Regions from separate parts of the Mus musculus genome. Here region 1 is linked to region 2. Evidence: chromatin loops called from intact Hi-C (ENCODE). Cell type or tissue: heart. All regions are shown on one strand. Each heading gives the region's core, and the rest is flanking DNA. Links, peaks and the distances in the headings are about the cores only. Region 1 has its middle 43 kb from the start of Gm24670. Region 2 overlaps 4921504E06Rik (RIKEN cDNA 4921504E06 gene).

Region 1 (15,464 bases), core at 4,259-12,258, 210 kb before region 2:
TTTTAAAGTGAAAATTGGGGCTGGAAAGATGACTCCATGGTTAAGAGTGTGTACTGCTCTTCCAGATGGCTCAAGTTCAGTTCTCAGCACCCATGTCAGCTTGGGGCTCTATGTTGCCCTCTTCTGGACCCTATGTGCAACTGCACTCACATGCACATACACACATATAAAACATATACATAATTTTTAAAATAAGAAATAAAAGTGAAATGATATGTCTTTGCTCCAAAATTCATAAGCACCAAGGATTATTTTCCACCTGGTAACTTGAAAACTTTCATGACATCCATTTTTAATATAGTTAACATGCAAAATCTTCCCCTCTCTGTAACCCTTTGGCTTTTCTTAGTACAGTTTTCCAATTCCCCTAGTTTCAACTAAACTATTAGACAATTTGTCATTTTGAAGTGGATTTCTAAAGGCAGGCTACAAAGTACCTGAAGATGAGAAGGACTCAAGGGCAGAGAAATCATCCAAATAATTGATGGGATAGTGGTTGGTGTCCATACCTCAATGCTGCAGACAATTGAATGACCCTCTCCCACTTGCTTGTCCTTGCCTCTGAATCCTTCCTGAATGGGCCAACTGTGCCTGTGTAAGTATGGCTGCCACAGATGACAGAAACATTGTTAAAGAAAAGAAGTAATGAATTGAAGCAAAGGAAGTAACAGGGTTGAAGTATATCATTTTTTGAGCATGAGGAAGTCAGAAAACAACATGTAGAAATACAGAGTATGGATCAGTTGCAAGACTCCTGGCCACGCAGACTACTGGCTCCTCTACAGTGTAGTTCTAAGGCATCAGTTGCAGGGAGTCTCATTGCAGAGTAAGGCAAACAAATCTTTTAAGGAACAGTGAAGTAACCTATGCAAGTTACTTAGAACACTCACAGGATGCCTAAGCATTTTCTATCATCATCACCATCACCATCATAATCATCATCTTCCATGGGGAAAGTGTTAGCTCACTTTGACTCTTAATAGTAGTATTAAAAATGCCTAAGTGGAAATTCATAAGGAGCCCTGGGATTTTAAAATAAATGCTGGCTTGGGAGAAGGGAAGCACTCAGGTATAGAGAGATGTAAATAGCCTCTATGAAAGAAGAGGGAAAATTTGAAAATGGGTGATTATGGTATCATGGGAATATCAAAGCTCTGAGACATAAGCACTGGGATGAGACAGTGAGTGTCCAGAAGGAAGACAAGAGGTGAAAGGAAATAAAAGAACAAGTCTAAAGAGCTGAAACTCGGGACGAAGGAATAAGCAATACAGTGTAAATGAGTTTGAATTCCACAGGGATGTGAGCTAGGCCTTCAGGAGAGTGGAGAAGTGATGAAGATGGGAGGAGAAATCATAGAAGGAGCTGGGCTGGAGAGATGGCTCACTGGTTAAAAGCACTGACTGCTCTTCCAGAGGTCCTGAGTTCAATTCCCAGCAACCATGTCGTAACTCACAACCATCTATAATGGGGTCTGATGACCTCTTCTGGTGTGCAACAGTGTATCCACATACATAAAATAAATAAAAGGAGTGAGTCTGACTTGTTTATTTTGTAGTTTTCTCCAAATGGAGATAGAAGAGGGAAGAAACTAAAATGGAGGATGAAGGATTTTAAGTGCAGGTAGGGAAGAGAGATGGAAGGGCAGAGGGTGAGTGGGGTCAAGGAGTCAAAACAAGTCAGTCAGAATGCTTTCAGGAAACTTGCTACTCTGTTAGCTAATTAAAAATAAAATGAAAATAAAGCTAAAATAAAAAAGAGAATAAGAAGCAAGCAAAAATGAACAACAAAATGAGGATCTATGGGAAGAGAAAAGGCAAGCATAAGAGAAAAGAGAGACAGAGAGGATTCAAATTCAATCCTTGTAAGTAACAGATCAAAACCCCTAATGTCTGCCAAGTTGTCCTGCCCTAATTGTATTCCTTCGTTATAAAACTAAGTGAGTCGTAAGATTTCACAATTATAGTCCAGCTGTGAATTTGAGCCAATTTATAAACAAGATTTCAGAAAGAATAGGTAGCTATACTCTATTTCCAAATACCACATGATTAAGGCCAGACTTCAGAAGAGGCTTGGCTGAGCTCATGGCCCTAATATCATCACTTAGCCATTACAGTTCTTGGGCTAATTATCTTTCCATAACTAAAGTCCCACACCTCTAAAGAGGATATATGAATAATAAAATGACCATTGGGCCCCAGTAAGAATGAAAAGAGGTCACACGCATGAATTGCTTCCAGAAGTGTGTGGTTACAGTAAAGATTTCATTCTGCAAACCTTAAAACACACAGATCTACTTTTACAGTTAAATCTTCACTCTCCCTTCTTGGAGAACTCTACGGTTACAGTCAAATCCCAAAGAATCTCAGCCTGCAATGAAATATCGTCAGCTTCAGCCCTGCCCTCAGCTTCTCCTACACCCAACTTTCCTTCTTCAATAGGACAGGACATGTTTGTATTTACTACAGGGGAGATGTGTGGGTTGAGGAGTCAGGGCAGTAAAGGGGGAAAGCAAGAACATCCTGTCAGAAGGCAGCAGTGAAGCAAAAAGAGCTGTGCCAGGCTGGGAAAGCTAAGGATCTCTGAGGTACGCGCCTCCTATACCCCCGCCCCACCTCTGCACGTATGTGCATGTCTTGGGATTCCGTCTTAGCTACAGACCTATGATCAGCCCCACGGATGCTTAGCCAGAGGGCACAGTGAGCAGGATGAGGTGTCGTGTTAGCCTACTTTCCCTCACCATAACAAAATACTTGAGGTAATGAACCTACACAGAGGAAAGATTGATGTGGTCCTCTGTATGGAAGGGCTCCACTTATTATCGGTTGGCCTTATTACTTTGGGCTTGTTGGGAGGGAAGCATATTATTCACCTTGAGGGGAGCCAGAGCGAAATCATCGACCTCATGACTGGGGAACAAAAAGAAAAGGGAAGGTGCCCTCTGTGGGCACACTTGTGCTGCCCTCTGTGGCACACTTGTGCTGCCCTCTGTGGCACACTTGTGCTGCCCTCTGTGGCACACTTGTGGTGGTATACGGATGTCTTACCAGAACCCCTCTTTCAAGGTCCCACTACCTCCCAATAGGATGAACCTAGAGAACAAGCCTTCAACACATGGGCCTTTGACAGACATTCAAAATTCAAACTACAGCAGGTACCAAATTCTATCTGGGACCAGGAAGGATTCAAATGATATGGTCAGCCCTATAACTGGTCAGCCAGTTCAGTGTGGTCTTATTTAACCTGTAATAATACTGACTATATTTAAACTATTGAAAACTTTAGGCCTTCATCTATCGAGTTATAATAGGCCTTTCCTGGATTTCACCTGTCCTCAGAAAAATGGTTCTAAGTTGATGAGCAACCTCTTAAACCTATGTTGCTGTAGGTTCTGTATACTCTCCCTCCAGCTGGATTTTAATTTCCCAGAGAGCAAGTATGGTATGACTTTTCCTGGAAAGACATGAAAAATATCCATTCACCCAATATTGACACCAACAAGAGATAAATGACTCCACCCAAGTCTAGTTTAGTGGACTGGTAAGGTTCTTGGAAGGTGATTACGTGAAAGAGGGTGACACAGAGGCAGCTGCATCCCCAGAGCTGCCTCCAGTGCAGGCAGCTGAGCTGGCCAGAGCCTCCTCTCCCCAGCAGTTATTACTGGAGATATAATTGGGATGGGGGTGGGGTTGGGGGGGAGCCATGCTTATGCTTACAAACCAGAGGTCCCCAAGTCTTGCACATCTGATTTTCTTCCTGAATCTTATGTACCTTCCAGCTTGTCTTCTGGAAGGAATATTTCAATTTAGAGGAAATAGCTACACAAGAGCAGGTCTTATTGTTATCAAGCTAAAGAAAAACATTTCCCTCTATACCCAACACAGTGTGGTAAGAAATAGAAGCGCTAAAGCATGTGATCCTGTGCCCTTAATCCCAGCAAAGGCTGGTAGGTCTCTGTGAGTTTGATGCTACCCTGGTCTACATAGTGAGTTCCAGACAGTCAGGGCTATACAGTAAAACCCTGTGTCGGAGGGAGGAAGGGAAGACAGAAGCCATGGTAACACAAGAAGGGGACTCAAGCAGAAGGGATTTAGTTTCATATACTACATGACCACCACATCCCCATCAGCTCTTACCCATCTTCCCTTTCAAATAAAGCACTGTGCCTTTAACATCTCTTAATAGATTTTTTTTTTTAGCAACACCTGACTTGGTGTCAAATACACCTGTTTACAACCTCTGACAAGGACAGGATGACAGGTATGGTTTTTGCCCCTTCACCTTCACCTCAGTGGAGGTTAAAACCCAGAGTTTTGCCAATGGGTGATTCACTTAGGTAGGTAGGAAGCCCCAGAAAATGGGAGCAGAGTAGCCCTTAAGACTAACTTACTTAGCCCACAAAAAGTCAAATGCTGTTTTGTTAGCTGACTGCAGTGTGTTGAAGGATAAAGAGAATAAATAGACAAAACTCAGGAAACACCTGAGAGCAGCTGTGGTTCAGGTAGAAATATAAACATGCAAACAGCATCCACTGTTTGCCAGGTCCTTGCAGACGACCCCACACCCTACTTCGCTTTTTCTCCTAGAGAGAGCTTTTCCAGCTCTTTTGATGATGAAAGTCTTCCAGGGCACATGCCAGCATCTGTTACAGCTGCTTGAGGGCTAACAACTCAGAGAAGTCTCCAGCCAGGTTTGATACCGTAAGAATGAAATGGTTGCTTCCCCCCTCCCATGGGTTGTGCAGGAACAGGCTGAGAATGGTGGGAGGCCCCATCTCAATAACACAGCTCTCTTCTTCATCCTCATTTCTTTTAGAACTGATGCTGCCCAGGCTGAGAACTCCTGGCAGAGTGATCAGTGACAGTTTCTGGTGGCTTTATTCGTCCTTAAACTTAGCACTTGAATCAAGGCTGCATGTGACTGTTTACTGCCTATCTGGGTGCCTGCTTTGAGCTTCAGGGCATCTATAGCATTGGAATCAATACACAGTGGCAAACTAACCTGAGGACCTCTGTCCAGCAGGAGGTTAGAAACAACTTCTGGGTTAAGGTGCAAGGCCAAGCTGGGAGATGACAATGTCCACAGAAGAAACCTGCCCACTGAAGTAAGGTGGATGACAGCAGTCTTGTCTACAGTGCAGAAAGGCAGGAAGAAAATGGCTACAGGGTCTGATGGGGTGGGAGGGAGTGACAAAGAGAAGCATGCATCTAAAGAACTCACAGCTTCTTTCTAAGGGAGAAGTCATGAAAAGTGTTTTAATAATAAAAATTTTAAAGATGCACTTATCTTTGAGTATGTTAGAGTTTTGCTTGCATGTATGCCTCTGTACCACATGCACACCCAGAGCCCAGAAGAGGATTCAGATTCTCTGGAACTGGGGCTACAGTTGGTTGGGAGCCACCATATGAGTTCTGAGAACTGAACTACAGTTCTCTGCAAAGAGTACCATGGACTCCTAATGGATGAGCCACCTTCCCAACCCCTAAGTTATATATTTTTTTAAAAGTTAACTTCACAAAGGGGAAGACACTAATGAAAGATGACTAGCTCCAGGCTGGGGAAGAACTGAGTGGCCATTCCAATAAGCCCCATTAAAAAATAATAATTATCATGGCAAAGAAGGTAGCAGTGAAATATGGAAGAAGGAGCTGTGTTTAAGAAATAATAGAGACAATGTAGACAGATCGGAGTAGCTAAGAAGACAGGAAATCAAATGTAGCCATGATTCACAAGTTTCAAGCCTAGCATAATAAAGTTATTCTGACACAGTGAAGAATTCAGGAAGGGGTTAGCTGTTAGGAACAATGGGCTCTGGATTTCCACACGTTCCAAAGATACCCAATACACAATTGTGTACACGCCTTGAGTTCAAGAGAGAGTTAGATACCAGATATATAAGTTTAGGAACTTGTGAGCACAAGAGCTGAAACCTCAGAGTATGCAAGCTTTCTCAAGGAGCCCAGGAGAAATCAAAGAGGTTGGGAAATCAAAACCAGATTCAACCTAGCTCGGGCTGCTATCTAACACTGTGCAATGTAACCCAGCTGGAACAAGAAGAGCCCAGATAGTTTTTATTTTGAGCTGATCTAATAAGCTATGAATATGGTGAGATAAGGATGGAAATGGCCAGGTCACCTTGATATCAAATATGGCTACATAGGATTAAAGTTTGTCTCCAGTTTTTCTTCAGTGGGGCTCCAATCCGGCTACTGATAGGGTTTGCACTCAACTACACAGCCATTATTAGGCATCCTGTTCTTCCCACTTGTGGAATTTAGACATCACATTACATTCACGTAAATGCTACTGATGAAAAGGACACTTAAAATACAGGTACGGACTAAAATGAGCATTTTTGAGTCAAAGGGTCTCTAAGATGGTTACACTTCTCTCAGGATCTTAGGAACATTCTATAAGATCTCTTACTTTGCTTTGACCAAAGTGGAGCCTTGGTTCTCCAAGTGATCATATTTCCGATGCTCAGAACTTTGGAAGTCAATCCTCTTCCCCTAGCTTTCCAGAGCGTTCTGAAGAAGTCCCTTGGCCAAGCTCAAACGGCATCTGTCTTACATTAATCAGGCCTCCTTAGGTGGCAAGTGATAAAGTTTAATTCAAATCATCTGAGTTTAGTTCAAACCATTTGTATGAATGAACCTTCACTTAGAGGCTCACTCCGTCCCAGACTCTACCTTCCTCTGCTCTTGGCTTACATCTCTCAGCCTGTGGAGTGGTTGCCTCAGCAACGCAGGAACCAGCCGTCTACACTTCACACAGTTCACATCTCTCAGGTTTAAACTCAGCCTTTTCTCACTCAGCACCGAAGAACAAAATAATAGAAATGCGTCCGACGGCCACAGCAGAGTTTCCCCTTCGCTGCTTAGGTCCCCACAAGTCTGCAGGCTTGATATGAGGGGGACTTGCGTTTTAGAGCTTCCTGCATTGTGATTCTGCTCAGGTGAAGCTCCAGCACTACCAAATCACTGAACGCCACTGGTTTCGCTTGGAAGGTTAGACTGCCCCTTCACCCCACCTTGTTGACAAGCCATGTCAAAGTTTTGTGTCTCTTGGGCTCGCACCACCCGGAGCTTCTGCAGAACACAGCTGCTTCAGGAACACCTGTGAATGCTCCTTGACTTCCGCTGGCCCGCCAAAACCACAAATGAGCTAGGGGAAAGTCAGAGTTCAGGCAGGCAGCAGCGTCCAAGCGAACACGGATTTTCACTGCTGGTTTACAAGGCTACAGAAGAGAGGTTGATGACTTCACAAAACACACATTTATCATATTTTTGTGCTAACTCTGACTTTCAGAAAACCCATTTAGAGACATATGGCAATTTCAGAAAGCAGGAAACCACAGAACCTGACATTCTTGGAGCTCTTTAAAAACTAACAAGACAGAGATGTGTGTGGATCCTGACAAGGAAGGTTAGAGGTGCTTCCTCATTTGGCCCTGCTGGATGTTATTGTACTAGAATGGAGCCAAAATGGAAACTTAGTTCCTGTAAACAGAATCTACAATCAGCCACGGTGTAACCTAGTTAGGGAGTGTTTCTAATGGACCCTTGAACAGATTGGTTGTTAGTCTTTGTCTCTTAAATAAGACATGAGACCGAGTAAGACATATTTGGAAAATACAACCATACCCAAGTCATACACGTCAAAGGCTACACTCAGAACTAACTGTGTGGTAATACGTGTTAATCACTTCTTTCACTAAAAGTTGTATAGCTGAGACTGAAGCAGTGGTTTATGGAGAAAGATGTCTGTCATTAAACCTGAGAAACTGAGTTTGATCCCTGGTACAAGGAGGGGACCAACTCCTGATCGCTACATGCTCAGTGTGTGATACCCACCCCCAAACACGTCCACCAACAAAATAAATAAAGTGCCTTGAAAAGTAGTTTATAGCTATTCCTTCTTTGTTCACATTGAAAGAGTCCCTTTCAACTGTAATTATTTTTTCATTTTTATTTTCTTGGTTATGTAGAACAAACTAAACAAAGAACGGTGTTTTGTAATATTTTTCAGTACTAAACTTTAACTAGTAAATAAATATTCATTCATAAACTGAACATATATAGTAGTTATGCTTTCTTTAAATTGGGGACTATTAGGCTCATTATTTTTCAGCAAGAGGAATTATATTTCATGTATATTACCACTAGGTGGCTCAAATAGCTAACACACCAGTTCCATATATTAGCAAGGGGAAAACCCTTAATGTTGAAAGATTTATCTTTTTCCATCGTCATATATTTTATACTTTAATTTTCTGCAAACTTTTATATTATTTATAGATTATTGCTATAATACTACACACGGTGACAATTACTTTAATGTAGGCCATCATCATGTGTGCCATTTTTATGAAGGAGAGGAGATTAATGGAGGAAATGAATGAGTTATGTTATAATTTGTCATAAAGATGCAATAATAAAATAAATTAAAATTTTACCGGATGGCTGCAAACAGTATTCAATGGAGTCTGACGAGTGTGAGCCTTCGGCTGTTTTTCATCCTAATGTATCCAGGCATTTCTAGAGATTGACTGCTTTATTTTCTGGCCGTTGTGATTATTTATGTCTCTTAGAGACAAGCGTTTCCCAGCTTTAGTGCAGGAACCTTGAGAATTCCCGCATTCCTCCTTAGAGAAACTTCCTGAGAGGCAGGACTCTAAGCATTCAGTGTCCATCACCGCAGACGATATGGGGCCCCCACTCTGACACATTCAACAACAGCAGGAAACGATGGGCTACTTCTCAACTCACACAAGTAGCTTATTTTTCACTTAGCTCAAGATAGTGTCAGGGTTGAAAGTGCTAAGCCTTTAGATTCTGTCCAAACCAAGAACACACAAATGACATAAGATAAGCTCTCAGACATTTCTAAAGCATGAAGAGCCAATGCCCCTCCCCCACCCACCCCAACCCCCGATCTTAGGAAGTCGTTCCATTGCCAACAGAAACTCTGCCTTTCTAGCTTAAAGTTTAGGGCCATGAAATCTTCAAGAAATCCCTTTCAAGGTGATAGGTTTACCCTCTATTGTCTGTCTTTGTCCTTACCAACAACCCCATCTTCCATGCTCAAAGTTATGCTCTTGGCTACATCCTGAGCAAGGAGTAAGAGCCCAACTGGGAGGAGCTTCAGGAGTGATTTTCCCAGCCATTATAATAGACATTTAAAGCATATATGTAGAATTTCCCTCTTTTTTTTTTATCTTTTTCTGGAATTTCTTAAAATATTTTCATTGTTGATAACTATTTGTCATTGGGAAGTCCATTAAGGAATCTGAGTTTGACTTAGAGAAAAGTATTGATTCTCCAGAGGGAGCCATGATTTGGTTTGAGCTGCAATAGCTACAGTACTGATATTTTTATATTCGTACTCAGGCCCCTGACATTTAAGTTTTATTTGACTACAGAGCTGTAAATACAACTGGAACCTGCTGTCACATGGCCCTTAAATGCCAGGACCTAATTAGCTCTCTGCAAGCCTAGCAGATACTCCTGGCCAACGCTCTGGCCAATTATCTTTTGAGAAAGCAGTATAATCTGCTCATTCCAAACTCTGGCAGGGAAAGGTTCTCACTAAACCATCAGAAAACTTGAAAACTCTCAAAATTATTTAAATGATAAACAGCACTCATTCTGCCGCTGGGTGTGGTTTCAGTGCAGGATATACCCAAATGCTCGTTAATGTCATACCTTACGAATCTACTGTTGTGTCTACCTGTCTACCTGTCTATCTGCCCTTAATGGCATTGGTGACAGTGTCTCTGCGAAGTATGGCAGTATATAGGGTCACATGGTACTGGAGAGGGACATGAGAGTTCTATGTTCGAATAGACAGGAAGCAGCTAAGACACACTTTCTACAACAAGGCCATACCCACTCCAACAAGACCAGATCTTCTAATAGTGCCACTCCCTATGGGCCTATAGGGGCCATTTGAAGTTGGCTTCTCAATTTTGTTTTTGTTTTTGTTTTTTTTTTTTTCAGGGAGACGGGGAGAGGGATACTTCCAAAAACCATTCAGCAAGTACACACCTTCAGTTCACTGTCCTCTCTTTGTATTTGTGTAGTAATGCTGGCCAGGAGCTGAGCACCTCCATACCTCCATCACCTAAGCAAGCAGGAATAGGACCCATGCATCCATGTCTGCAATGGGCCTACATATACAAGGCAGATGGTAGAGAGAGCTGCGTAAAAATTAGGACTGGTCTACCAAGAAATAGATGTCAGCTGGGCTGTGGGGGTCACTACTCTATATACCTCTGGGTGTTGACGGGGAACCCTAGAACCAGACTGGCTGGTGAAGAATCCATGTCCTGCCAGTTATTAGCTACACGATCTTAAGCCAGGTACTTGGCCTCTTATCAAGCAGCAATCAGTCAACAAATTGTTTAATTTTCTCCATCATAGGACTTTTTCTAAAACTCGGGGACATTATGTCAAACATTTATTATACTATTCTCAGGCCTGCACCATGTGGAAATGACAGCAGGGAACACAGAAGTGAGCAAGATAATGTCCTACTTGGAAAGCCCATAGAGCTCAGAAGAGCACATTGAAAATTCAGTGATAAGAAACAGATACAGTGAGTGTGATGGTTTGAAAGAAAATGGCCCCTATAGGCCCATAGGGAGTGGCACTATTAGAAGATCTGGTCTTGTTGGAGTGGGTATGGCCTTGTTGTAGAAAGTGTGTCTTAGCTGCTTCCTGTCTATTCGAACATAGAACTCTCATGTCCCTCTCCAGTACCATGTGACCCTATATACTGCCATACTTCGCACCATGATGATAATGGGATATTTGAAGGATAACTTCTGAACCTGTCAGCAATCCCCAATTGAATGCGCTTACCTTTACAAGGGTTTCTGTGATCATGTGATCTCTTTACAGTAATAGAAACCCCAACTAAGACAGCGAGTTTCATATGTGCTTTCACAAGTCCTGTACAATGCAGCAGTCATTCATATTTCATCTGGAAGAGGGAAGAGACCACAAGGCCACTTGGGGGTAGGGGATAGGGTGACTTGCTGTGAAGATGGTTTTAGTGGGAGGGAGATGGATGAGAGAGGATAGTGGGGGATGGAAATGACAGAATTCACTGTAAACATGATGAAACTGCCAGAGAACTTAAAAAGAGAGATGTGTTTCCTAAAACAATGATGTACCTAATTAAATATTCTTTAATAATGAACACATTGTATAAGACTATTCACATCCAAATGAAGCTGCTATAATTCTTCTGGATAATTACTCATTAATGATAAATGACAAAAGTAAGTAACAATGTGAACAATGCGAAAAATCCTACGTAAGAAAATAAGAGAAAATATAATCAACCATATCCTATCTACATCTAACATCTAAGTAACATCTAAGGTGACCCTGATGTATGTCTGCTAGAAGGGCCAAAGTTCAGACTGCTGACAGACAGCACTAAATGCTAGTTATCTCAGGGTTTCTGTTGCCTTGATGAAACACCAAAAGCAATTTGGAGAGTGTCGAAGGATTTTCTCTGCCCAATTACATTAGTGCAGAGATCTATGACTGGCAGGGAAATGGGAGGCAGAGCTAAGAGTTGTGAAGACAGGGAGCATTGGAGGGTAGGAGGAGAAGGAAGATGACTTTGGACGTGAACCCGTGTCATGTTTACCAGCCACAAGAAGTTGTGGTATCATAAGGTTGGATTAATTGGAATAAAGCTCTTATCATTATCAATTGGCTCTGAAATTATTATATTGGCACCTTGTAAATTGTGCTATTATTGATACATAAATCTGATTGGTTAATTAAGCTTTAAGAGCCTTGGTTTTACTGGGTTACTGGGTATTGTGATATGCAACTGGAAGGTTGGCAGTTCCATTTGACTACTGGAATGTGGGATCACCGACTACATGAGTTTATGACTGAGGAAGAACTAGTGGCATCAGGGACAAGCGAACAAGAGCTGGGAATGCTGCAATTGGGCGCAGCCGGACTATCTGGAGAGAGTTGCCAGTGGTGGCAGGAGCTCAGGGCGTGGTCCGGCCCCACGGAGATCTGGCAGGTTCATTTCTTTAATATTTCCCACAACAGGGCAGGCAGGAAGGGTTTATTTGGCTTTTATATTCTGAATCATAATCCATTAAAGGAAGCCAAGCCAGCAGCTCAAACTGGAGCAGAAAATTGGAGGCAGGAGCTGATGCAGACCACTCCAGACATCCCTGCGATCTTGCTTGTCCATTTTGTGATCACAGTGAGGCCATGGTGCAGTGCTTACCCTTCATGGCTTGCTCAGCCTGTTTCCTTGAAGCACCCAGGACCACCAACCCAGGGATGGCAGCACCCACAATGCCCTGTGCCACTCCACAGCAATCATGAATTAAGAAAACGTCCTTCTGGCTTGCCTACAGCCGGAGGTTATGAAGGCATTTTCTCAGTTGATGTTCCCTCCCCTCCCATGACTCTAACCTGTGCCAAATTCACCTGTAACTAGCTCAGCACACTGGTGAAAGTGCATAACAAGAGCTCTCCTCAGTGGCCACAGAACACAGAACCACTCATACCCTTTGTAAGGCAGATGGCAATTTCTTACAAAACTAAACCACAATGTGGTGGTTCATGCCTATAATCCCAGCACTCAGGAGACAGGGGCAGAGGCAGCTGATTATCTGTGTGTTTGAGCCTAGCCTGGTCTACAAAGAAAGTTCCAGGACAGCCAGGGCTGATACATAGATAAACCCTGTCTCAAAAAAAAGCCAAAAATAACAACAACAAAACAACAACAACAACAACAACAACAACAACAACAAAAGACCAATACTCAAAAAAAAAACTAAGGCAAGCAAGCAAGCAAGCATCTTCCTCAGTACTTACTCAAAGGAACAGAACAATCATGCCTACACAACTGCACACAGCTTTTTATAGCAATTTTATGCATAATCATTAAAACTTGTAAGTAATGGGATGTCCTTATGTGTGTATATTGACGAACTGTGGAATAGCTGAAGAATGGAATAATAATATTCAGCATTAAAAAGGAAAACAAGAAGACCTCTCAATCCATGTTTTAAACGTAAGAGGTAAAAGCATCTTACTACGTGAAACGAGCCAATCCAAGAGGCTGAACACTTTTCTAACTAAAATGTGGAAAGGGAAAGCGATCCATGAGGGGAAATGGATAGGCTAAGACAGGGAGTTTTAAGGAAGTAAAATTAAGGAAGTACAATTCTGTAATGATGGATAGATGTCATTAAGCACTTGTTCAATTTCATAGTGTGAAGAGGAAATTCCAGGGCTAGGATTGCTCGGTTGGTTAAGTCTGATTGGTGTCCAACCATGAGAAGTAGAGTTTGAATCCCAGAACATATGTAGCAAGCCAGGCACCTGCAAACACCTGTACTAGCAGCTCAGGGGAATCCAATGCCATCTTTTGGCCTCCATGTGTGGAAATGTGTATATGTGCACAAATGTGTGCATATATCCCCTTTACACACACACATTTATAAAGCAAACTCTAATATAACAATGTGACCCTATGGTGTAGGGTACTAGAAATTAAGAGGTCTATGAGAGAAATGTAATATCTCAGTCTCTGCTGCTCAATTTTCCTGTGACCTTAAAACTACTCTTCAGAAAGAATTCACATGCTCATGTATGGTCATGAGTTCATATATATGTGTATATGTATATAGTTATTGGGGTGTGTGTGTTATCGCTTTGCTATGAGATCTTCTTTTTCCTATCCTTTGTTTCTCCACCCTTGGGTTCATTCCCTATCATTAGATAAGAGAGAGAGAGAGAGAGAGAGAGAGAGAGAGAGAGATCCCTAAATTTAATTTCTTTTCTTTTGTTTCTTCTTTGAGAACAATGACTAACAAACCACAAACAGCCCCCATGAAGGACCAACAACGCCAACCCCACCTTTTGAGGCCCTAGCATTTACATCCTCTTTGAAAAGTTTCCAGAATTCCAAATGTCATATAATCGCAGAATCAACCTGCAACTGGCAAAACCATGCCTCTGCTAGAGCATCAGACAAATCATAGTCAGCTGTGGACAGTCTGAAGCAACCCCACAGCCCCATGCCTACGATTCAAGTAAAAGCACATTCTTATAATAATGTGTTTTTTAAAGAAACCAACATTCCATATTTGTCATTGTGTGTGTGTGTGTATTATGTGTATGTATGTATGTGTGTATGTGTGTATGTGTGTATGTGTGTATGTATGTATGTATGTATGTATGTGTATGTATGTATGTGTGTATGTATGTGTGTATGTATGTATGTGTGTATGTATGTATGTGTATGTATCTATAAATGTGTGTATATATGTATGTATATGTGTATATGTGTGTATGTATGTATGTGCATGTATGTGTATGTATGTGTATATGTATGCGTGTGTATGTATGTGTGTATGTATGTGTGTGTATGTATGTATGTGTGTATGTATGTATGTATGTATGTATGTATGTATGTATGTGTGTGTAAGCTTACGTTAATAGAGAAACAAATGCCATAGTACCCTAGACATCCCTGCAATCTTGCCTGTTAGCTTTGGGAACCGGGTGTTCTAAAGCTATCAGGTCGCAAAACAAATGTCATTGTGGAAACATCAGAAGTTTCCAATTCCCAGACCACACCCAGGATTCTGCTCTTTCCTGAAGAAAACATTCCCTTTTTTGCTCGGCAAACTAGGCACGGGCCCAACCTCAAAGCGCTTCCATAGCTTTGCCGCTAGAGGGAGCCACTGCTCCTCTCGCCCTCTTGGCCAGTTTGCTTTCCAAATCTGAGTCCCCAGCAATTTCACACACCCTTATTTTCACTTAGATTTTCCCCATTGTTAAAACAACGTAATCACAGCAAGATGAATTCTCTCTGAAAACCCAAAGACCGAATTACAGTAGACAACAGGTACAAATGATCTTTGCTCTAAAGAATCAGGGGGGGAACCATTATCAAGTTTATAGCTACTGATATTATCCTCACATCCTTTCAGAAATGGATTCATGGAGTCCAGGATGCTCTAACTCAAATTACGCCATGTTGGCATGTTGAATATTACAGGCTGAAGGGGTATGAGAGACGGTATTTGCAGGTGACTCTCTGGCTGTCCTTTATCCTTCTAGGTCCCAAAGAGTACATAGGGTGGGAAGGGTTTCCTCCCTCTACATCAGAAACATATTTCCCAGGGTAGGAGAGCAGCACCTCTCATGGGCACCTGCAGCTCGTAACATTCTGTTGATACTGTGGATCTGACATTTATGCTGAGCTGTGTGAGTGTGGGGTCAAAGCCGGAGCAACTCCTGTCCATGTCCCTGGTATCAAATTAATAACTAAACAAATATTTGGCATATTGTTTTCCATTTTTCCAGAACATTTGTAAAATAACCTAGATTAGATGTGAATAAGATAAACACCTATGAAGAAGATAAAAACTATAATGTAGAGGTGGGGACAGAGGAAGATTACAACC
Region 2 (15,464 bases), core at 3,995-11,994:
TTTGTCCAGTACCGTGCTATTTGTATCACTGTGCCGCTGTAGAATAAATTGAAATCGGGACTGGTGATAGGTCTATCGTATTCTTTTTGCTCAGGATGGTTCTGGCTATCCTGGGGTTTTTTTTGTGCTTGCATATGAATTTTAACGTAGTTTTCCTTGTTATGACTCTGAAGAACGGTGCTGGAACTTTGAGATTGCAGTGGCTGGGTTTGCTTTAGTTAGGGCAGCCATTTCTACAGTACCGGTTCCTCTGATCCAGGAACATGGGAGTATCTCCATCTTCTAATGTCTTCCTCAATTTCACTCCTCAGTGCTTTAAAGTTTTTGTTGCGGAGACCTTTCACTTCCTAGGTTTGGTTTATTCCAAGGTTGGGCTCTTGTTTCTTGTTTTGTTTTGTTTTGTTTTGTTTTTATTGTTATTGTTATCTTTGTTTGTTTAAAACTTTTGAGACTGGAACTGCTCCACTCATTTGTCCTCACTATTTTTGTTATTGCTACATAGGAAGGCTGCTCATTTTTGTATGATGATCCTAGGAATTTTCCAGTAAAATATTTAGATATAGAACCGTATCGTTTCAAATAAGGATAGTTCAGCTTCTTTTGTTTTGTATTTGTATACTTTAAAAAATATGCACAAAGCATAAGTCTGTGGGAGCATAGGTGCCCATGTGAGTATGGGTACCTACAGAAACCAGAAGCAAATGTCACATCCCTTAGATCTGGGGTTAAAGGGGTTTGTGACCTACACCGGTATGTGTGCTGGGATCTGAACTCTGGTCCTCATGATTGAGCCACAAGTGGTCTTAACTCCTGAGCTGTACCTCCAGCTCTTATATTCCTTTTATTTGCTTCTCTTGTCTTATTATAGCTAGACTTCCAGTGCTAATTAAATATTAGTGGAGAAAGTAAGTACCCTGGTCTTGTTCCTGACTTTACTGAAAATGCTGTGTGCTTTTGCCACTTAAGATATTTTGATTATATTAAGGAGATCTGTTTAAATTGGTTTAATTTTTGGTCACATTTACCAGAATAAACTGGGTCTTCTCCTTCTTTTTTTTTTTTGCTCATTTGTGTATGTGTAGGGGGTGCCCATGTGGAGGTCAGAGATCCTCTCTGTTCATGGTTCAGATTCAGAGGCTCAAACACAGGTCTTCAGGGTTAGTAGAGTTCTTTTACCTTGGGAGCCATCTTGCCTGCTTTCTTTGGGTAATTTGGCTAAAAGTTTGTCCACCACGATTTTATTTTCAAAGAACCAACTCTGTTTGATTAATTCTTTGTATTGGTTTTGTTACTAGGTCATTAATTTCTGCCTTGATCTTAATAATTTCTCTCCAGCTACTGGCTTTTCCTAGGGCCCCTGGGCGGTTTAGGTCAGGCTGATCTACACAATGAGACTCTGTAATTTTATGTATTATTATGTCATATATATATATGTGTCTGTGTGTGTCTGTGTGTGTGTGTGTGTGTGTGTATGACTGGTATTATTTTAGTGCTATAAAAAAGGATTCATGTTTTAGTGACCACTTCATAGTAAATAGTTTGCTGAACATTTTGAATACATTTATATAACCTTCAAATCTATCCAAATCCCCAAATGGAAATCCTGTTTTCCCTGAGATACAAATTTCAGAAACTAAACTTGTCAAGGTTAATCTCGAATATCAGCTCAAACCATGGGTGGGGGTACAGTATGTAAGTTCAGTCCTTTCTGACTCTAACACTTATTTGTTGTTTACACACCATGCTAGAATCAGAATGATGGTTATGAGAGTAAAGGGTATTTTTAAAAAAAAAATAGTGTTTCATTTTTACCCTACACAGATATGGTCTAATTTATTTGATTTTTATAGATCAAGAATATAACCTTCTTTTTATAAGCCTATCCCATTCAAAACTACAAGGACTATGGGCTGGAAAGAGGCTCATGAGACTGGGTTTTGAGTCCCAGCACACTCATGGCAGCTCACAACCACCTGAAACTCCAATTCAATGGGCTCTGACACCCTCTTCCAGTCTCCCTAGGCACCAGACACACAAGTGGTACAATGAGACACAGATGTGCATGCAAGAAAGACACATTTAAAAAGATTAAAATTAAAAACAAAAATGCTAAAAGGGATTATAACAACACATGAATGCAAGTGGCTCTTACTCCTTTTGCAGTTTTAGGACTTCAGTTGATGTGTATAATGAGACTCTGTCAGATTATCTATATCTTATGCATAGCATCTTTTGCATTGCTCTTGGTTAAGAATGGATAAAAATTACATTTGCTACAATAGCTGCCATATAGAAGAAATTACGATAAGTGGAAATTCTCAAGAGGTTGATGTGTTGGAAGGTGAATTGTTGCTATGCCTTCTTCCCTGGGAAGTGTGGGCTGCATTCAGAAGTGTAGTGGTGCTTACTGCATTTATTTTTGTTTTGTAGGGAGAAGATATCATGAGAAAAAGCTTTCAACAGCAGCTATGTGATGCCATAGCTATTATCAAAGGAATGTACCAGGTGGGTGTCAGGTGTTGCCACGGACAAGGCAGACTCTGGCTCCTGAATGTGCCAGGAGTGGAGCTCACCTTGATTTCCCAGTCTGTACTTTTTAGCTTTGAAGGTATGTTTTCCAAAATCTCAAGTCATCTCAGAGAATTCTGGCTTAGGCTGTTCATGCTCACGTTAAATGTACCCAAAAATACCACCGCACAATGACAGCCAAACCTTTCTAGAAACTGGAAACTTGCATCTCATTTCCTGAGCACCTGGGCAAGTACCCAAATCATCCAAAGTTCCTTGGTGAAGAAGCAACTAAATAGAAGAAGGTCAGATATTCATAAGACAAGTGTTCAAAAGGTGTGTCATGAATACTAGTGACTGGCCTCTGGCCCTTGATAAAGTAACCTTCCGGATGAAGGATACGACTGTGTGCCAAATATGGTGCTTCATTCCTGCACGGAGTGGAAAAATACACACTTTCAAAGATGACTTTTAGACTCAGTAAGTACCTTATGCCTCACTGTTTTATTTACATCTACAATCTCATCTTGCATTTCAATATACTTCAGTGAATAATTATTTATACTAATAATTATTATACTAATGGATGATTGGCTCACTGATCATGTCTGTTTGCATGGCATTTGGCACATCTGTATTTAACTGTGTAACTACATATTCTGTGATAGAAGATAAGGATGATGGCTCTCTCACTGGTGTGGCCATTCTCTCCTTGTAGCTCTGTGCATGACTTATCATTAACCATCAGTCAGTAATCATGAGTGGATATCTGTGGCTGTTGGTGTTGCTTGCTTTTCAATCATTCTCACCAGCTGCACATCCTCTCCTCCTCTTTAAACTCACGGAAGCATTTGCACTTTTATAGAATCTGAAAACATTATTTCTACCCTAGCTTTCTTTGTAGCAATGATGCAGACACCAGAATTCAGGTCTGGTCAATAGCATCACCAGATGAGCTGCTGATGCGATATTAAATCAATCTGCTCTAAAGTCTCTGTAAGTGCTTGTGCCTCCTCTACACCCACCCAATTGGTTTGAATTCACGGATGAAAGACACACATTCACACGCGTGTGCATGCGCAACCATCTATTTTAACACACCCTTAGCAGCTCAATGGCTGAGTCATTCTTACTAACCCAGACCCAGTCATGTTCCCCAATCATGGATCCTCAGACAAGGTCAGAGAAGGGGATGCCCAAAGCCCTGCTAGTAAAGGGAGTCCTTCATTTTGTGCCAAGCTCAGATGAGCTATCAGGTCATGGTAGACTTCAACTTTAATTAGCAGAGTTTTCCCACAAGCTACCATGAGTTAAAACCCTATGGAACAGAGACAAAGACCACTCTGCCATTGATGACATTATTCCCTAAGCCAGAATGTCAATCCTCATTGTAAGTAGCAGTCTTTTATGTCACTATCTGTTAGAAAGTGTGTTATGCCATTAACTGATAAATAGAAATAGACCTGGATCCTTATATTCACAGTAACATGCAATTTCTTGATTGTATTTGTCAGATAGATTACTTTTCTGATTGTTTTCTACTTACATGGATTAGTTAAGAGTCAACAAACTGAATGTTTTAGAGAAAGTACTATGGAAGTAAACTGCCTGGGTTCAAATCCTGGCTTTACCGCTTAATTGCTATGTGACTTTAGGTAAAGTACTTAAACAGTTTGCTTCTGTTCTCTCTGCTGTAAAATGAGACTAATGATGGTCCGTACCAGCTAGACCAACATGCTCCAAGAGTAACACAGATTGAACTTTACAAGGCATTTAGAATAGTACCCAGACCATAGTGGGTAAAATCTAAGTGTAAAGTAGGTCGTTGCACATACTCATAGTCCTCCTGTCTTAGTGATGCTGTGTTTCTCTGTCTATCATGATCCTATATTAGCATTTGGGCTCACAGCCTTCTGCCTGCTGACCAAGTACAAGATGAAATGCCTTCATAACCTCCATAGCCACTATTCATATTTGTTATGTTGAATCATGAAATTCCCATTCTGGGAGTCAAAAATCAAATAACTTTCACACAATAAATAGTGTAAATAATCTTAATTATTTTGATACATCTAAAGCAAAGCAAGAAAGAAATTGCACAGGAAATGTATCTTTAAGTAAATAAAATCTTGGCATACAGTATCTTCAAATGAATGCTCTCTGGTATGATACGCCAGATACTGACATTGTGAAGGAAGATGAGGTAGGCGTAAGCAGAGAGGGAGACCATAAATAAATCACAAAATATAAGTGTGCAGAGATAAACATATATAGTAGGATTTATGGGACTATCACAAATGAACAGCTATTTCTGCTGCTAACTTTGTGAAGACATCCCTGAGTAGGTAATACCTGTGCTGGGTATAAAATTAAGGGACTTAGTGAACAAATCCTTTCATGATGTCTCCCTCTGAAGGTTGCACCTGTCCTCCTTTGTCCAATGTCTTATTTGAAATAGTTACAGAAATAGCTCAGACTTGGTGGGCAAGAAATCTAATGGGAGTCTGGGCAGACAGTTATGCAAGCATATATTAGAATATTTTTTTGTTGGCAAGCAAAAGAAATCTAACTTATTTGTATTAGTCCCTTCCTCAAGCCAGTCTAGAACCACACCCAACCCAAGACATAATGTTAAGGAGAGGCCAACCCAGAAGGAGGAGTGCTGGTTAGGCAAAAATAGTTGAGCAAAATTGTTCCCCACATCTAATAGCATGTGAAGAAGATGGGACATGATCAGAGATCCATGTCTGTTTTATGTGTGCACTTATTTATGCCTATGCAAAAACCAGAGAAGGATGTGAAGAGTTCTACTTTCATCATCTTCTGCTTAATCACTCGGGAAAACTAAAATTTGACATTTTTTTTCAGCTCTGTTGGCTGACCAGCAGGCCCTAGAAATCTGTCTGTGCCCACATGGTGGAGTCAGAGATACATACACTGGGCCAGGCTTTTACATGGGTGCTACAGATCTGACCTCAGGTCCTCGTGCTTGCTCAGCTCTTAAAAGAGTTGTCTCCAGCTCTCAGATCACCTTTTTATTATGCATTAGTACATTTACATACACTTATAGTTTGTCCTTCATACTTTACAAATCTTCCATGTTTGAGGGTCTGGCAAGTATTGGCTCTCACAAGAACTAGATGGTACATGCTTTTGAACTTTATAATTTTTAACTATGAATTTCTGCTCTTCTGAGAGTCCTTTGAACCCTGGGATTGAGGGAGGTTTCTTCAGAGAATGTTTGCATTTGCTTCTGTGAGACTCTGGTTCTGTGCTGAATGAATGGAATCCTCGGCTGGAGTGTGTTTTAGACGACACAGGTGTGTGAGCGTCAGGAGAAAGTGACTCAGAAGGCATTTGTTTTTGTTTTTGATTTTTCTTTCCTTGCCATTTTTATTCTTACAGCCAGTTTCCATGCAGGTACTGGAAGTGTGGGGTGGGTAAAGAGTTCAAGGTGGGTATTTTCTACAGTGAAAGGCCACCCATGCCCCTGAGTTGTCCCACCTTTAATAGGACACTCTTACAAAGACTCCTTGTCTTTTCTCTATGGTCGGTAGGGAGCTGGAACCCGATGCCATAGAATTCTCCTCCAGGACCTGAAAGATAGTGTAATGGGGATAATGTACATGTCTGAGAACCTAAGTGGAGATCCCAGCACTTCTGTAAGAAGTTCAGAGTAGCTGTGAGCCCTTCTGTAGTTGAAAGTAGAGAAAGGAAGACTGCTGAGGCTCCTGGGTCACCAGGTTCAATAAGAGACTCTCTCAAACTGAGAAAGCAGAGAGTGACAGAGTAGAACCCAGAATACTCTTCTTTGGCATCTGCATGGGACCTGTGTGCACTCTCTCCCAACCCCTGACATAAACACTGGTGTGCACCACTCCTACCCCACACCAATATGCACCCACCTACACATACCAATGTGCAATACACACACACACACACACACACACACACACACACACACACACACACCAGTGTGCACCCACACACATACACACTAGCATGCACTTAAAAACACACATCAACACACCTCCCCCACACACACATAATAGTGTGCATCCCCTCACAAACACCAGTGTGCACTTTCACTCACACACACCAGTATGCACCACCACACACACCAATGTGCAACCCACACTTACACCAGCGAGCACTTAAGCACACACATCAGTGCACCTCCCCACACACCCATAACTGTGCGTCCTCCCACAAACACTACTGTGCACCCACATACATACACACCATTTTACACACACACCAATGTGCAATACATACCAGTGTGCACCCACCCCCCCAACCCCCCCCACACACACACAAGAATTCTCTGGAATTTTTGTTTATAGTAAGAGTAATTCAAACATTTATGGTTTATTAGAACAGGTATTAATTATCATTCATGTCTTCTTCTAATATACATCAAATGTTCAAAAATACGACAGAATAATGACCATTGCTTTTCATAAGTACAATTTCTATTTCTGGGAGTGGAAAAAGGAAGTAGCTAAATTCTGCCTGTTACCAACTTTTCATAAACATGTGCTAGTTCACCATATTTAACTAAACCACATTAGTTGTGGTTAGGTGCTTTATCAGATGAAAACATTTCTTTATATTAGGTTAAGATAAAGTCATTATTTGAATCTTCTCTTGGGCTTGTTAGCTTTGATTTGACTCATGACCTCACAAGCCTTGTTATTCCTGGCCACCTACTTTGCTCAGGCTTAGTCATATGGAAACAGGTGAGCCTTGACATTTTAACCACCTACAAGAGTAACCAGCTCTTTGCTGCCCCCTAGAGACCAGTTAAGGGTGTCGTTACTTCTCCCAGCTCATGGTTCTAAACTTAACTTTTAATTTGTGTGAGATATTATGTTGTTTTATTGGCAAAAAGAAAACTTTAAACATTCATATCATACTTATATTTTTCTTTCAGGAAGGTATTATTTTGCTGTAGTTCTGGTAAAAAAATGAAACCACTCTCAGTTTTTCACATGGGAATTTAATACAAGAACTTAGGTATTTAGACAACTTGTAGAACAGAGGGATAAGGGAATGCCATCGCCAGCTTTCAAACTAATAAGCATCATATTAGAATGCCATTTACTGGATATTTTCCTTTTGCCATGACTTGTGATATGTCCTTCATTGATAACTTAGACTCCCTTCAAGTCTAGATATTTTGTGGCCCTATATGAAAACTATATTTAAACAACAAAAACTAGTCTGGTGTGGTAGCACAGCCTTTGATCTCAGACTTGAGAGGCAGAGGTTTGCAATCTCTATGAATTTGAATCCAGACAGGTATACACAGCTAGTTCTAGGCCAGACAGGTCTTCTCAAACTAACAAATGAAACAGTCTATTTACCCTTTGGAATTATAGTGCTTTTTAAACTAATACTGTATGTGTGCATGTGCCTTTGAGTGTGTGTGTGTGTGTGTGTGTGTGTGTGTGTGTGTGTGCTGGGATGCAATCCAAGACCTTACAGCTAGGCAAGTGATCTAGCAAGTTTGTTTTATTTTTTTCTTCTTTATGATTTTTATAGCTTTTTCATCCTTTCTAATAAAATAAAATAATTTGGGAGTGGTCATTCCATCATCAACAAACTTCCTGTTTTTCACTTTTATTGAAGTTTCATGGTTCAGAAATGTATTCATGAATTGTGGAGGTTTAACCATTATAGTTTACATATAAAAATTCAATCTTGAGTTATTGATTCTGTTCTGTCTTCTATATTTCAAAAAGGTTTTATTATTTTATTTATAGAAGTTGTAGATACTTTATACAGCCAAGTTTTTTCCCTGAGTGTTATAGTTTATTTCTTTAGAAGATGTGATCTCTTCTGTCAAATTTTTCAACTTACTATTCATGTATATTGAAAGCATAGGTATATTGTATTGAAATCACTTAGCAACTCTATTGAAATGCAGTTTGCATAGCATAAAATGTACCCATTGAAAGTGTACAAGTTGAGGTTGCTGTGAAGCCAGCACAATTTACTTTAGAACATTTCCCTACATCTTTAATCTATTAGCTCTACTTCTAGGTGTTTCCTTGTCTTGTCAAGGGGAAGGGAATTCCTCCATTTCCCAAGGAGGCTCAGTGGGGCTGAGCTCCCTGCTTTCTGATAGATTTGCTTTGTGTTTCTTTTGCCTTCTTATTCTATAGGGTCACTAATCCCAGGTCTGCCATTGTCTATGCAGTGTTTCATACATGTAGGACTGTCTGAGCCCCTGGCACGAGATAGAAGCCCAGTACCCCTCCCTGCTTCTGTCATTCCAAAACTTCATTCTTTTGTTTGTTTGTTTGTTTGTTTGTTTGTTTTTTGTTTTTTGAACAGGGTTTCTCTGTGTATCCTTGGCTGTCCTGGAACTCACTTTGTAGACCAGGCTGGCCTCGAACTCAGCAATCTGCCTGTCTCTGCCTCCCAAGTGCTGGGATTAAAGGTGTGTGCCACCACGCCTGGCCAAAACTTCATTCTTTAACACTATCAAGCGGTTTGCCGTCGTCTGCCCTCCTCTGCACACCTCAGGTTATTCGTCACCTCCCTGGGAGCCTCCCACATTGAGCCTCTTCTCTATTTCTGACACATTCGGGTCTATAGTTTTCTTACTGAACTTGTATGTTTTGTCTGTTATTGAAAGTGGAACATTTGGCCGAGGGTGTAGTTCAGGAGTGGATGCTTGCCTAGGATGTGTGAAGTCCTAGGTTCAATGCCAAGGACTGACAAAAAAAAATTAATGGGCTACCAAAACCCCACACACTTTTCATATTGCTATTTCTGTCTTAAATTGGTAATATCTATTTTATATTTTTCAATGCTGAGTGTTTATAAGTTTACAACTGTTACATTCTTTATAAAAATTGATTCTTTTATTATTATGTAGTGACCTCTCTCTCTCGTGAGAACAACTGAATCCAAGTTTGTTTTATCTGAAATTAGTGTATTTGTCCTCATTCTCTTTGGTCTACAAATTGCGGGGAAATCTTGTGTTACCTTTAAACCTTTGACTCCTGAGTATCCTTAAAGCAAGCTTGGATCTTGTTTCTCTGTGATTCGGTTACTGACTTACCTTTGGTGAAATATTTTAATTCATTTACACCTTAAAGTAATTGCTGGAGGGCAAGAGCTTACTATTGCCATTTTATTGATTATTCTGGTTTGTATTCCTTTTATTCCCTTCTTGCTTTCTTGTTGTCTTACCACAATTTTTTCGGATCCTTTGTAATAGCATGCTTTGTTTTGTTTCTCTTTATCATTGTGTACTGTAGTGGTCTAAATAGACCACCTTGTGGTGCCTAACCTTACTGCAATTTGATATGCCAAGTTTGATTGATATCCATGGGAGAGATGCTTTTTTCTGAAGAGAAATGGAGGAAGAATGGTTGGGGTTTGAAGAGAGGTAGAGTGGAAGGGAGGAAGGGAGGGAGGGAGGGAGGGAGGGAGGGAGGGAGGGAGGGAGGGAGAGAGAGAAAACTGCATTCAGGATGTAATATATGAGAGAAGAATAAATAAAAATATATATACTTAAGATTGCTTTTAACCATGAAAACTGAAATAGAAGGGGAGAAATCATTTAAACATGAAATTGATGTATAAAAGGGAGGCAAAATTGAAAAATGCTGAGCCTAGCTATATAAAAATTAAAACTCCATTCGTGGCAAACCATGGTGACACATGCCTGTAATCCCAGCATTTGGGATTCTGCAACAGGAGAATTGTTATGACTTTGTGGTCAGTCCTTGTGACTTCCATTCAGCCCGGGCTATAGTTTAAAACCCTGTCGCAACAACAACACCATCAACAACAACAGCAACAGCAGCAACAACAACAATACATACACACACAAGAAAAGAAAGAAAAAAGCAAAAGCTAGGAGAAGGAGGAAGAAATGGAAGGAAGGAGGAAGGGAGAGAAGGATATAGCTTAATTTCAATGACATACAACTCTGTACACATTGATATTTTCCTCTGTTTAATGTTTTATACTATCATTGATCCATTAACTACTTATTGTAGCTATAGTTACTTTTAGTATTTTTGACTGAATACTACAGGCAAATCTGTGTCCTTCTAGACTCCTGAGGATTCAGAGCTGCCCTGAATCCTGGCTTTTGTGGGGCTGAAGCTGCGTTTCAGGGCTTCCCTGGAATAGGAAATTGAACAAGCCCCTTTAGGAGGCCTGTGTGAGTGTCTCCTAATGGGTGTCTGGATGTACATGGCTACTGTTACACTGGGGCTGGGGTAAGAAGGCAGTGCTACACACCATCTACAATGAGGCATGAATCAGTAAACCCTCCCCTGAAGGCATGGAGACACAAACCTCCCTGCAGGTCCCTTGGGGGATTGTCACTGCTAGAGGACAGCCAGGGTTGTTCCAGGGAATCTCAGAGTTTTCTATATGGCTGAGAACAGTGGCTTGACTGAAGGGCATCGACTAGTGCGATTCCTGCTAAATTCCTGGGAAGGTGAGACTGCTCACAGCTGAGATCTGCATTAGATGGGTTTCAAGGCCAGTTCAGAGTCTGCTACCATAATAGGCCTGTGGACCTGACTATACCAGAGACTATAGGCGGGCATGTCTCCTCTTGAATTCATTAGCAGCTGGTATCTGTGGTGGGACCAAATGTTTATTGATAAGTCCACAGTGTAGAGAGTCCATTTATGACTGTCATCAGAACTGTTATGGTAGAGCCTAGCACTCGGTACAGACTTACCCTCCCAAAACCATCATTTCTGAGGTCAACAAGAGTTATGTACCTTCTAGCTGGGTAGGCCCTTTTGTTGGTAAATGGCTACCAAATTCTTGTGGCTGTGGGAGGAATGCCTGGAGGAATCCTGTATTCTGTGGGAAACCTCCTATTTAGTCATCTTCCTCTTCTTCACCATTACTTGTGTGGCAGATAAAATTTGAACAACATGCCACTCTTTGCATTTTACCAGATAACATGGTACTATATTGCTTTATTGTGCATTTTAATTTAGAATGATTTGCCAAGAAATTTGGGCAAATTACAAAAAATAAAATAGTTTTACAAGGAAAAGAATAAAATTGAACATATTCCCAGGGGGTCCTTGAATGTGTCATTCGGAGAAGCAAAGAGGTGAGAATAAAAACCCAGTGCACATTGACTTTCTCGACCTGAATCAGACTTCAGGGAGTCCAACAACAGGAAGTTTATTTCCAGTGTATTTAAGCCCAGTACAATTTGGGGGGAAAAAAAAAAGAGTTTTCTGGTGTAATACAATCCCCAGTGCATAAGGAAGCATATTTACATTGAAACTCAACTCAGGGTGCATGTTGTTTCTTCTAAGACAACGAGTTCTAGAGCTACGCTACCTGTACTAGCTTAAGGGCCTGAGAGTCTGGCCTGGTTTCGGTTTTACAGATGCCATAGAGGTCATGTGGGTTATTAGCCACCTCTGGTTCTGGTTGTAGGAGCTTGATATGGCCTGGCCCAACAGACATCATAGATCACCAGACAGTTAATCATTACCAATTCTTAACTTTCTAGATGAAGACAATCGTGTGTGCTTAACATTCCTGGTTTCTCTGGAAATCATGGGTTCAAGGTCCTTCATGGTCTGCTCTCAACAAGTTTCTTGCCAGATTTGTGATGTTTCTCTCTTCTCTCCAGAAATACTTCGAAATAGAAGATGAAAAAGCTGCCCTGCAAGATGCAGATGATGTCAAATTGAATGTTTTGAGGAGAAAACTGAAAGAGAAAGAAGAAATTATTAAGAATTTAAAGAATGAATTAGAACTATATGAAGAGTTTGGATTTAAAAAAGTTGTAAGTTTCATTTATTTCATAAAAAATTAATTACAATTGATGTTAATCCATCTAAGTAGGATCACGGAGAGCAATAATCCTGGTTAAAAATTGGTAAGAACTGGGCTGAGGAGAAGATGTAAAATGTAGCAACGAGGACCTGCATTCAGTCCCAGCACTCACATGAAAGCTAGGCATGGTGGTGTGTCCCTGTGATCACAGCGTGTGTGTGGGGAGGGGCTGAGATGAGAGAATTCCTCGGGCTCACTGGCCATCACTGGACAAACCCGTGACTTTCAGGTTCAGGGAAAGATTCTATCTCAAAAAAAAAAAATATCACCTTCTGGCTTTGGCTTCCACAGCCCCTGTGCACAGGTACAGGAACCCACACATACCGGTAAACATATAAACATATGCACACATGTAAACACACTGACTCAGAAGGGAAGAAGGAGCAAAGGTGATTCAGTGTCTCTTGGCAATCTCTCCACACGGTAAGCCAACCCAGGATGTCATTACTCCATGGCACACTCCAGAAAGTCCATAGTAATTATAAAGAGGAGCACTATAATTGTCTTCAAATTTTATCTTATAATAGAAATGAAATAACCCTCCAGCCAGTGCCAAAAAAAAAAAAAACCTTTCCATTCTAGAGAATAACAATATGTGTTTTATTGTAATTTCTAAGACTCTCATCCCCTTTGCAGTCAGGATAGCTGAAGGGGAACAAAGCAAATTTCCACAGGTCAGAGGCTTCCGAAAAGCCAACTGGGGTGGAACAGAACTGAGGTAGTACAGAAAAGATGGGAAATTATGGGGAAGTGAGAAGAACTGGGAGTCTGGAATCAGGCAGAACCCAGAATTCTTATGCAATTTAGTAATACTTCTTATAAAGACTGCGGATAAGATTTTTTTTCTTGAGAGTCTGTCTCAGGGGCTGAAGGGATAGCTCAAGGTTTAAGAGTGATGGCTGCTCTTCCAGGGGGCCTGCATTCTGTGCCTATCGCCATGTTGAGTTACTCACAAACCAGCTGTAACTCCAGCAGCAGGAGATTCAATGCCTTCTGGTCTCCAAAAACACAAATGTACACACACATGCATGTGTGCATGAGCACACGCAGACACAGACACACACAGACACATACATAAAAACAACACATGGGCTGGAGAGATGGCTCAGCCGTTAAAGGCTAGGCTCACAACCAAAAAACACACACATACAGACACACACACACACACACAGACATACACACAGACATACAACAGACACACAGACACACAGGCCTGGGAGTATATGCACTCTTAGTTGCACTCTTCTCTAAGAGTCTAACAAACAAGACTGAATTACACTGAAGAAATTCTCACTTCTAGAGTTTTAACTTATCAATTGTAATCCTGTTCAATATGTCTCAAGAACTACCTTGTGGTCGTATGCACTTTCCTTAGCAACCATTTGAAGAGAAAGAACCCACAAAATCAAATGTGCCACAATCACATATGACAATTACTGTCACAGCAGCTCATAGCCACACCAATGTCTCTTACTCTTTCCTTAAGTTATTCTTTCTGTTAGAACTCCCATGCTTAAATGCATGGTAAACTTTTTCTTTGAATGAGCTCTAAGTCTGCTGCAAATGAGTTCATTTTGAAAATCTTTTCTGTGGCATAAGTCAAGGTCTGCCTTTACATAGTGGATGTCCCTAAAAGACAAGGAAAGTCATCAGGACGTTGCCCTTGGTGGTGTGGAACTGTCTTTACACCCATCGCAGCTGACAGAATGACTTTTAAATCAATGAGGAGAAGGAAAAAATATATGTCAGATTTCCCTACTGATGGGTCTTCCTAGCCAGGCACTACCTTCTGCTGAGACCCAGAGCCAGTGGGGACAACTGGGAAGTGCAAGACCGCAGAAAGGAGAGACTGAAGTTCTTTCTGCAAGAACTCGCCAGAAACACGGGTTCTTTCTCATCTCTCAATGGCTCCGCGTGGAAAACAGTTTACTAAATTCTCTAGGAACAAACTTACCTGCTGTAGCTTCCCATCTGAAGTTTCAGTGTAGAGAGCCGCCCCCTCTAGTGGCTAAAAATCCCCCTGAGACATCACACAATGCTAACCTGCAAATGGATTCAAAGGGCAGAACCATAGAGAGATAGTTAAGGTGTCAAGGGGAGGGTCAGCAAATGGCTCCGCAGATAAAAGTTCTTGTAACACAAGCACTGTGAGTTCCATCCCTAAAAAAAACTTAGAGGTGAGAGAACAGATGCCACAAAGCTGTTTGCCCTGCACACACATGCCATTTCACTCATGCCCCGCCCTTAACACACACACACACACACACACACACATACACACACACACACACACACACACACACACACACACACACGTTACGAGTGATTAAATATTTAGGAGAAATATCAAGAGGAACACTTTGAAAACATTCGAAAATAAGCTGACTTTGCTTAGTCAACATAAAACTGAATGATCCTTCTGATAAGCAAATCTCATTAGTACCTTATTTATGTCAATAAATGGTCAAACTCTCCCCCCTGGCTTGGTTCTGAGGGATATCTGACGAGACTGGCTAGAAAAAGACAAGTTCATTCAACAAGTAGTCCAAGTCGCTTGTGTGGCCAGTGGCAGGCAAAGAGTGAGTCTCTCCAAATGGCAGAAGCTTGTGGTCCAGATGATATCCTTAATGCCACTTTACCTGGCAGCAACTTCATTCCAGTTTTTATTCTGTGGGAAATCAATGTGACTTAGATGCAGACTTTTGCGGGTTCTGGTTTGCCATGCTGTCTGTTGAATACTCTCTGTGAGAATTGTAAAAAAAAAAAAAAAAAAAAAAAAAAAATGACCCCCTTAGAATATGTTTGTGTGTCTGTATATACCATGCATGTGTGTATATATATGTGCCTGTGTGCACATACACAGTTACCTGCCTGTGCATACCACATATTGACTTTAATTTCATCTGGGTTTCTTTATTGGATTGTTTTTTTTCATTTTTCCTTCTAACCCCAATTATGGCCAGGCTGCACAACCATCATCTACCCACCCTCCACTGATGAACAGATCTGCTTGTTGCTAACAACACTAAAACAGAGCTATCATTCAAGAATGGCTACTCTGCAGGACTGCGCTGTCCTAGGGTGCCACTTTCCTGGTTGTCACTCAATGGGGA

The links. Peaks named below come from ENCODE experiments on the same cell type or tissue, not always from the same donor. Only the 100,000 strongest peaks of a DNase experiment are listed, where the experiment ranks them.
Region 1: a loop joins it to region 2, with 7 times the contacts of the local background. A loop is called at or near these places in 27 of 42 quality-filtered maps.

What each region holds. Positions count from the first base shown.
Region 1 is chr2:19,726,358-19,741,821 of GRCm38, reverse strand. No RefSeq gene overlaps it. Among named protein-coding and RNA genes, the nearest start is that of Gm24670, 43 kb to the right of the region's middle. In heart, for the core only: a CTCF peak has its summit at 8,157 (motif pointing right); no DNase peak of the experiment used is centred there.
Region 2 is chr2:19,520,803-19,536,266 of GRCm38, reverse strand. 4921504E06Rik (RIKEN cDNA 4921504E06 gene) reads left to right here. Exons shown (of 17, transcript NM_027600.4): 4 at 2,431-2,505; 5 at 12,146-12,301. Among named protein-coding and RNA genes, the nearest start is that of 4921504E06Rik, 25 kb to the left of the region's middle. In heart, for the core only: a CTCF peak has its summit at 7,303 (motif pointing left); no DNase peak of the experiment used is centred there.